2 separate regions of the Homo sapiens genome follow, and region 2 is linked to region 1. Evidence: chromatin loops called from intact Hi-C (ENCODE). Cell type or tissue: K562. All regions are shown on one strand. Each heading gives the region's core, and the rest is flanking DNA. Links, peaks and the distances in the headings are about the cores only.

The links. Peaks named below come from ENCODE experiments on the same cell type or tissue, not always from the same donor. Only the 100,000 strongest peaks of a DNase experiment are listed, where the experiment ranks them.
Region 2: a loop joins it to region 1, with 2.2 times the contacts of the local background. A loop is called at or near these places in 2 of 110 quality-filtered maps.

The regions. Positions count from the first base shown.
Region 1 is chr5:79,344,066-79,348,466 of GRCh38, reverse strand. It overlaps LOC102724530 (a long non-coding RNA gene), which reads left to right and starts at 453. Exons shown (of 3, transcript XR_001742756.1): 1 at 453-650. RefSeq lists an enhancer at 1,127-2,326. In K562, for the core only: no CTCF peak of the experiment used is centred there; a DNase peak (open chromatin) is centred at 1,796.
Region 2 is chr5:79,462,266-79,466,666 of GRCh38, reverse strand. All of the region lies in intron 1 of HOMER1 (homer scaffold protein 1), which reads left to right. Among named protein-coding and RNA genes, the nearest start is that of HOMER1, 50 kb to the left of the region's middle. In K562, for the core only: a CTCF peak has its summit at 1,758; a DNase peak (open chromatin) is centred at 1,786.

The DNA.
Region 1 (4,401 bases), core at 76-4,075:
GGGTGACACCCCCATTCCTCACCTAGAGAACTTACTTAGCCTTCCCATACACCTTCTTCAGTAAAAATCTCCCTTCAACTTAGATTTCAATGTGAAGATTTTGGTTCCACCTTGACTGAATACTGGAATAGTTTTTGTTGCAGACTGGGAGCCAACAGTTTACCTTCAGAGTGAGAATATGTATGGGTTCCTTAAAAACATGCAGTATGGCCGGGCACCATGGCTCATGCCTGTAATCTCAGGACTTTGAGAGGCCAAGGTGGGCGGATCACTTGAGGTAAGAAGCTTGAGACCAGACGCCAACATGGTGAAACCTGGTTTCTATTAAAAATACAAAAATTAGCCTGGCGCAGTGGCGGGTGCCTGTAATCCCAGCTACTCGGGGGGCTGAGGCAGGAGAATAACTTGAACCTGGGAGGCAGAGGTTGCAGTGAGCTGAGATCGAGCCACTGCACTCCAGCCTGGGCAACAGAGCAAGACTCCGTCTCAAAAAAAAAAAACAACAACATACAAAAATGCCTTTGGGATTCAGCGTAATCTGCAGGTTATAAAAGCAACTGCAAGGATGATAGGAGCTTTTTTCACCACAGCCTAGGATGCCTTTGAGAAAACCGACAAATTTGAAAACATGATAAAGGTAACATCTCTCTGTAAGTTGTTATTTCTTCCTCTTTATTATTTGGGTCAAATAATTTTTGAATTTCATTTCAATTCTTTTCACTTTGTGAAGAAAAAGTCATTCCAAGAAACCAACTCTAAGTCATTCCATTCTAACCAATATATTCTTTTCATATCATGAATTCTCTTCTCAATGTTGTTTTTCCTGAAGGAATGAAGTAATTTTATTTGCTGTTGAGGTTATGGTCAAATACTTCCAAGTGACATGTTTCTTCCTCAAAATATGCATTTTTTTATCTACCTGATTGTAACACTCAAAATATTATGCATCAAGCAGCGTCCCGTCTAAAATAAGATTTGCTATCTTATTGCTAAAAGTGATCTTATCAATATCCCTCCAGGAATCACGCATGCTATTGACAATAGACAGCAAACATGAATTGATTTTTTTTTTTTTTTTGAGATGGAGTTTCACTCTTATTGCCCAGGCTGGAGTGCAGTGGTGCCACCTCGGCTCATCGCAACCTCCACCTCCAGGGTTCAAGCGATTCTTCTGCCTCAGCCTCCTGAGTAGCTGGGATTAAGACATGCGACACTACACCGGCTAATTTTGTATTTTTAGTAGAGACGGGTTTCTCCATGTTGGTCAGGCTGGTCTCAAACTCCCAGGACCTCAGGTGATCCACCCGCCTGGGCCTCCCAAAGTGCTGGGATTACAGGCGTGAGCCACCACGCCCGGCCGAATTGATTTTTTTAATTAGAATTTTATGAGGCTTATTTTCAGATTAGGAAAGAGATGTGCTCAATTAAAGATTTCATTCCATTTTTATTGCAAACAAGGATGAAAAAGGAACAACTATTTCCACTGGATTCTACTTGAAGGAATTCAAAGTTCACTACTGGCAGTTTGACATTTGTCAAAGGTGTGAGGTGTTTCCACAGAGGTGTTGACCTACTCAAACTGCAAAGGCCTAGCTGTTTGAGTGGGCAGTGCTGGCCTGGGGCAAAGTGATGGTCCGTCCACATGACTGTTAAGTCTCAGGGCTGGGGTTCTGTCAGAAACTCATGCTAAAAACGACTTTTCCTCATCAGATTCTAAGTTGAGAAGATGTGTCATCCAATATAAATGATGACTAAGGCCACTCCCAGCTGTGACAGTGCACAACTCTAATAGTGTGAGTCAGCTCCCAGAGCCAGGGGGCTCTTCTTGACATTTCCTTCCATGAAGAACTCCGCACACGTGCATTTGCCACGCGGTGTTCTTCACACACGTGACCTGCCACTATCTTCCATGCAGCTTGTAACTCTTTGTTGTTATTGTTTTGGGGGTTATTTTTGTTTTTAGTTTTTAATCAAGCATGATTGTTTTGTTGTTGTTGTTGTTGATTTTGTTTTTTTGTTTTGTTTTTTAGACAGGGTCTTACTCTGTTGCCCAGGCTGCAGTGAAGTGGCATGATCTTGGCTGACTGCAACATCTGCCTCCCAGGCTCAGGTGATCCTCCTGCTGCAGCCTCCTGAGTAGCTGGGATTACAGGCATGTGCCATCACACCTAGCTAATTTTTGTACTTTTGGTAAAGACGGGGTTTCACCATGTTGACCAGGCTAGTCTTGAACTGCTGACCTCAAGGGATCCACCTACCTTGGCCTCCCAAAGTGCTGGGATTACAGGTATGAGCCACCGCGCCAGCCTTTCTGGTTTTTTTTAGACAGGGTCTCATTCCCATCCCCCAGGCTGGAGTGTGGTGATGTGATCACAGCTCACTGCAGCCCCGACTTCCTGGAATCAGGTGATCCTCCCATCTCAGCCTTCCAAGTAGCTGGGACTAAAGGTGTGTGCCACCATGCCCAGCTCATTTTTGTATTTTTTGTAGAGACAGGGTTTCACCTTGTTGGCCAGGCTGATCTCAAACTCCTGGGCTCAAGCGACCTCAGCCTCCCAAAGTGCTGAGATTATAGGCATGAACCACTGTGCCAGGCCTGTATATAACTTCATTTTTGGCAGGTACCTTCATCTCACCAGGCCCTAATTTCCTCCTCTGCAAATGAGGGAAATGATGTATAACTTGTTAAAACCTCTTCTTCCATCCCTGTTATATTCAAAACATTCAGAGAAAGAGAACGTTAAAAATCAATGCCTCCAAAGAAACTCTAACCTTTTTTTGCATTGAGGGCAAAGGTGTGTCTGGCAATCATTTATTGTTTGCCTCAGGATTTTGTGAACTTTCTTTAAACATACACCTACCATATGATCCAGCCATTCTACTCCTATTTACTCAAGAAAAATAAAAATACACGTCCACACTCAGACTCGCACATGAATCTTTATTCGTAATATCCCCTGGAAACAACCCAAATACCCTCCAAGGGGTAAATGGATAAATAAAACATAGTGCATCTATACAATGGGTTACTATTTAGCAATAAAAAGAAACACATGTTGGTACAAGCAACATGAACAGATCTCATTATGCTGAGTGGAAGAAGCCAAACACAAAAGGACATACTGTTTGATTCTATTTATTTAAAATTCTAGACTCAAACCGATCTATATAGTGACAAAAAGCAGGTCGGTGGTTGCCTGTAGCAGGGGATAGAAGACAGGACTGCAGAAGAGCCCAGGAATCTTTTGGTGGCCATGGCAGTGTTGTGATCTTGGTGGTGATGGTAGTTTCATGGTGTATACAACTGTCCAGACTCATCCAGTTGTATACTTTAAGTCAGTACAACTTGTTTGTAACTTATGTCTCAATAAAGTTACTAGGGGGATCTTTTTCGTAAGCTGCTGACTGTTGAATCTGGGGCTAGGAGAAAGGTGTCATGCGCAGCCGAGAAGTTGTGTGGAACCGCGTCATCCAAAAAGCATTGATGAACCTCTGCTTGATAAGTCAGTGGGTTTTTTTTTTTTTTTTTCTTTGAGATGGAGTCTCGCTCTGTCGCCCAGGCTGGAGTGCAGTGGCGCGATCTCGGCTCATTGCAAGCTCCGTCTCCCGGGTTCACATCATTCTGCCTCAGCCTCCTGAGTCGCTGGGACTACAGGCGCCCGCCACCACACCTGGCTAATTGTGTTTTTGTATTTTTAGTAGAGACGGGGTTTCACCATGTTAGCCAGGATGGTCTCAATCTCCTGACCTTGTGATCCGCCCGCCTGGGACTCCCAAAGTGTTGGGATTACGGGCGTGAGCCACCGCGCCCAACCTGAGCCAGTGTTTAAGACTCATGTGAAACATTGTGGAGAGCCTTTTGGTTTCTGGGAAGCCTATGTGGATTTGTAGAAAAAGAGTTTATCTTATGGTTTTGGGTAAAGCCCCTGAGCAGAGAACTAGCTGGGGACTGAACAGGGTCTTGGGTTTGTGGAGCCCTTCTCTTTCTCCAGTCCCCTATGCACCCCTGAGCGCCAGCTGCCGACGGCAGGCAGCCTCTGGGTTTAGCAGGCCAGGCCCCTAGAGACCTATTTCTTTCTGCACCCTGCCCTGCAGTGGTGTGGCTTCCTCGGGGGTAGATTCCATTTTACTTCTTCCATGCCGTATTCAGAAACTAGAAGGCTGGAGAGTGTGTTCTTGTTTTATTGCCCACTGGAGTAACCTAGTTCAGTTGGAGGGGCTCAAAGAATCATAGGTTGTAGTTTTTGGAAGAAACCTCAGAGAGTCTACTGTCCAACCTCCTCATGTCCTGAAGGAGGAAACTGAGGCCCCGAGAAGCTAAGTGACTGGCCTCAGGGCACACAGGACGAAAAGCCACGGCCCTCCAGGAGTTGCCCCTTCACCACGCTCTCTCCACGACAG
Region 2 (4,401 bases), core at 198-4,197, 120 kb before region 1:
GATTACTTTCTTTAGATTTCCCAGGCATATACTGTCAGTTCTCAGAATTTAGCTTGAGTTAGTGGAAATCATTTGGGAAGAGGAGAATATTTAAAGTCAAGTAAAATGGAATGTGCCATATCAATTCTAATTGTAATTTATTTATTATTATTATTATTATTATTATTTTTGAGACAGGGTCTCCTCTGTTGGCCAGGCTGGAGTGCAGTGGCACGATCTCAGCTCACTGCAGCCTTGACTTACCTGGCTCAGGTGATCTCTCCTGTCAAGTAGCTGGGACCACAGGTGTGCGCCACCATGCCCGGCTAATTTTTTGTAGAGATGGGGTTTCCCCATATTGCCCAGCTGGTCTTGAACTCCTGGGCTCAGGCAATCTGCCTGTCTCAGCCTCCGAAAGTGCTGGGATTACAGGTATGAGCCACCACACCCAGCCTAAAAATGTAATTTTAAATGTGATCTATCAGGCATACTTGATATATTTTTAAACACTGAAATTTTACCTGAAATGGATGGGGTTTTTAATGGGTGGTAAGGACAAAGTCACTTGGCAGTTATTTAATACATACCAAGCAAGTTTCTTTGAACATTGAAGATGTTGCTTAAATGTGCATTGAATGAGGTTGCTTGCTTTTTACTCTGAATTTCAGCATATTCCTTAATACTTTATAGCTACTTATTAAAGTGGCCAAGAGTAAGTACTAAAATCTCTTAATAACTAATACCATGTCCTATAGATTATAAAAACTACTCTTAAAGTAAGAGGTGACATATAAGAAATGTAAACAGTAGCTCACGCCCGTAATCCCAGCACTTTGTGAGGCTGAGGCCGGCGGATCACGAGGACAGGAGATCGAGACCATCCTGGCTAACACGGTGAAACCCCATCTCTACTAAAAAATACAAAAAATTAGCAGGGTGTGGTGACGGGTGCCTGTAGTCCCAGCTACTCGGGAGGCTGAGGCAGGAGAATGGCGTGAACCTGGGAGGTGGAGCTTGCAGTGAGCCAAGATTGCACCACTGCACTCCAGCCTGGGCGACAGAGCGAGACTCTGTCTCAAAAAAAAAAAAAAAAAAAAAAAAAAGAAGAAATGTAAACAGTACTGTTACTCTTTAAGTGTATTTTTATATAATTTAAGAATCTTAATTTCCAAATGGAAATTTTAGATTTGATATTTTCTTCAAATACATCAATTAAATACTTAATGTCATGAAAATATTTCTGATAACTATAATGCAAACAATTATTTTTTAAAACCTTTAATTTCAGTGTTCACCCAACAGATTAAAAGATCAAGGAATTCAGATCATACATTTTTTTTTCTTTTTTAAAGAGACAGGGTCTTGCTCTGTCACCCATCCTGGAATGCAGTGGTGTACAATCATAGCTCGCTGCAGCCTCCAACTCCTGGGCTCAAATGATCCTCCTGCCTCATCCTCTTGAGTAGCTGAGACTATAGGCATGTGCCACCACAGCCAGCTAATTTTTAAATTTTTTATGGAGGCGAGGTCTTGCTGTTGGCCAACCTGGTCTGGAACTCATGGGCTCAAGCGATCCTCCCGCTTTGGCCTCCCACAGCACTAGGACTACAGAGGTGAGCCACTGTGCCTGGCCAGATCATACAATTAAAAAAAAAAATCCTTCCAGAAGTCTCGATACTTCTATTATAGCAAGGTTACTTTACAATTTTGTATTTGCTATAGAGTAACTTCCAGGTTTTAAAAAACATGCACCTGCTATATTTTTGGTTCATCACTAGGTGGAGTTGTTGCAGTATAATTATGTGTTGGGTAGCCATTAGCAGAAAAACCTTTGCATTCTTCAAAGTTCGTATATGGTTTTTAAAAAAGAACATTGTATGTATAAGCAATCAGCTTATTACACATATCATGGCATAGGGACATACAGTTGGTAGTATGTTATATTATGCAGTCATAATCTCTGAGCAGCATCAAAACAGGTATCTTAATGAGATTTTTCATGGGGTAGGATATATGTATGAGAAAGAGAGGAGGTGGTGAGATTTAAACCAGTTCCCTGATAATCGTGTGGAGTTTCAATTTATATTATTAAGTTGTACAGGATAATTCTTTCTAGGAAATTCCAGTGCTTGAGCTGCTGCATCCAAAGTCATGCTATGCCACTTCATAGTGGCACTGAAACTAAATTCTCCAGCCATTACCTATCAAGTTAAATGGTAATTAGTGTCCGTCTATTCCTGGACTTATCCTTGTCATTCTCATTTTGGCCTGAACAAGTATTGTTCAGCTTCTCTTGCCACTTCAGTCACCCAAAAGCAAGCTGAGGGTAGAATGTTTTTTGTCTTACTTTCCTGTTTACTTCAAATCAAGGGGGATGTTTTTGTCGGGAATTGGATGTACCTTCAGCACCTGTAGTCCTACAGTTAGGCATGTTTGGATTTCGCTCCTCTCCTACTTTCCCTTATTCCTCTCAGTTGAGTTCCAACCTGTTAAAATTGTCATTCTTTGATTCTTTGGCAGTCTTCAAAAATGGCCCCTAAAGCATTATTTTCCATCGTTAATTGTTATGTAAGTGTAATTTCTTCACAGTGCCATTTTAGAAAGATATTTTAATACCTATACAAGGTTAAGAAAAATTAAACAATACCTAAAGGATAAGAAAGCGAAGTAATTGAGCCCCATCCCCAGAAGCAACTACTTTTAAAAAATGTAATTTTTATTTCTTTTAGTGGTTGCCTCCATAGCTCTAATAAGCTCTTATATTACTATTTTTTTAATTGAAAGCTTTGGATTTTAAATCCTTATTGCAGAAAGTCAACTAGTGGTGAATTTTTGCCAGTTCCACATTTACCTTTCCATTTCTTCCTCTTCCCACCCATCTCAATGCAGTTATTCTTATAAATTGCTCTGTTGGTTCTACAATTTTAAATGGGGACCCCAAAATCAAATTGTGTATACTGTGGGGTGGTGTTATGAAGTGAATGAATGACCAGTGTGTAGCTTGTATAGTTCTGAACTGCCACCAATTACAGTATTGGGGGGGCATGTTAGTGCAGAGTTTATTGTAAGTAAGCCTCTTTCCTCAGTTTTCATTTGCATAGTTTTTTAAATGACAACTGTTTGAAACAATTAGCAAACGTATTATCATATAGAAGCCTGGAGATAAGGTGATTTGTTGGTCCAGTGACATCATCAAGGAACCAGAGTCTTTGTTTTTCCGTATGCTATTATCGACAGAGAATGTTGGCTTTGGTCTCAGGTATGCGCCCCTCACAGCACTAAGGGTTTCTTTAGGTCCTGATGTCACATGCAAACATACCGTTTCAGAGAATATTCCTTCTTACATGTGTACTGTCTGTGAGTGTACCTAGAAGTTTCTAGCAAACTTTTCTTGGTTATTTCTTGGAATTGTTTCAGAGGTCCATTCCTAACCCAACTTCTGGCAAGAATGGGATTGCCATGATTATCCTTAGCGAAGCTCACAGTCATATGGAAGAGGGTAGAGTATCTGAGGTTTGTTGGGGAGCAGCAAGGAAGAACAGTTGGTAGATAGTCAGCGAACAGGGTCTGCAGCAGAGTCAAATCCTCAGTGGAAAATATTACCAGCCTTATTTCTAATACTTCTTAGAATACTTAGAATACTTTCAGGCTACTTTCTTTTGGAAAATTAAAAAGAAAGGAAATTATTTGAAACCATAACCTTCTTTATAATCTCCTTTGCTGCAGTAGCCATTTGTACTTACATATCTGAAAAGGATACTTCTAAGCTAGGCATTAAAGGTATACCAGGAAATGTACAATTTCTCTTCCTTTCCTTGAGTTTGATTGTATTTATTGGACCTATGCCTTTGCACTCTCTTGGGATGAAGATTTACTGGTTAATCATATAATATTTTTGAAAGTATAGACTTCATTGGTAACTGTAAAACAGCATCATCATTGATTTTTAAAAATCAGAGCTATCCAAGTGATGAATGTTAACTGTCTGCTTTTTTTCTAGACCAAAACTTATGTATCTCCTGGAAAATAGTTTTTTGTTTTGCTCTAGTTTTTTTATGATCCTCGTTTCTTTCTTATTACGCAGATGCCTGAGAGCTAAATGTAGTAATTCTTTATGTCAGCTCTAGTGAGTTTGAGTAAGTCTTGTTTTTAAAATAAAATTCTGATTTTATTACTTTTTTCTCAGGGTTATCTTAACATTCTTCCAGTTTTCCACATCCATAGTAAGTTTTAGCATCCATCACTGTATGTAGTACTTTTAAAGAATTGTAGCTCAAGATGAAGAACTTGAGAATTATTGTTACACCAATTTCCTAGAATTCGTTTATGAATCAACAGAAAAATACTCCAGTAAGCTTTTCTTATGTCAGTAAAGTAGTTTGAATTACTTACTGTTCTGGTTATTCATGTAAGAAGTTACCG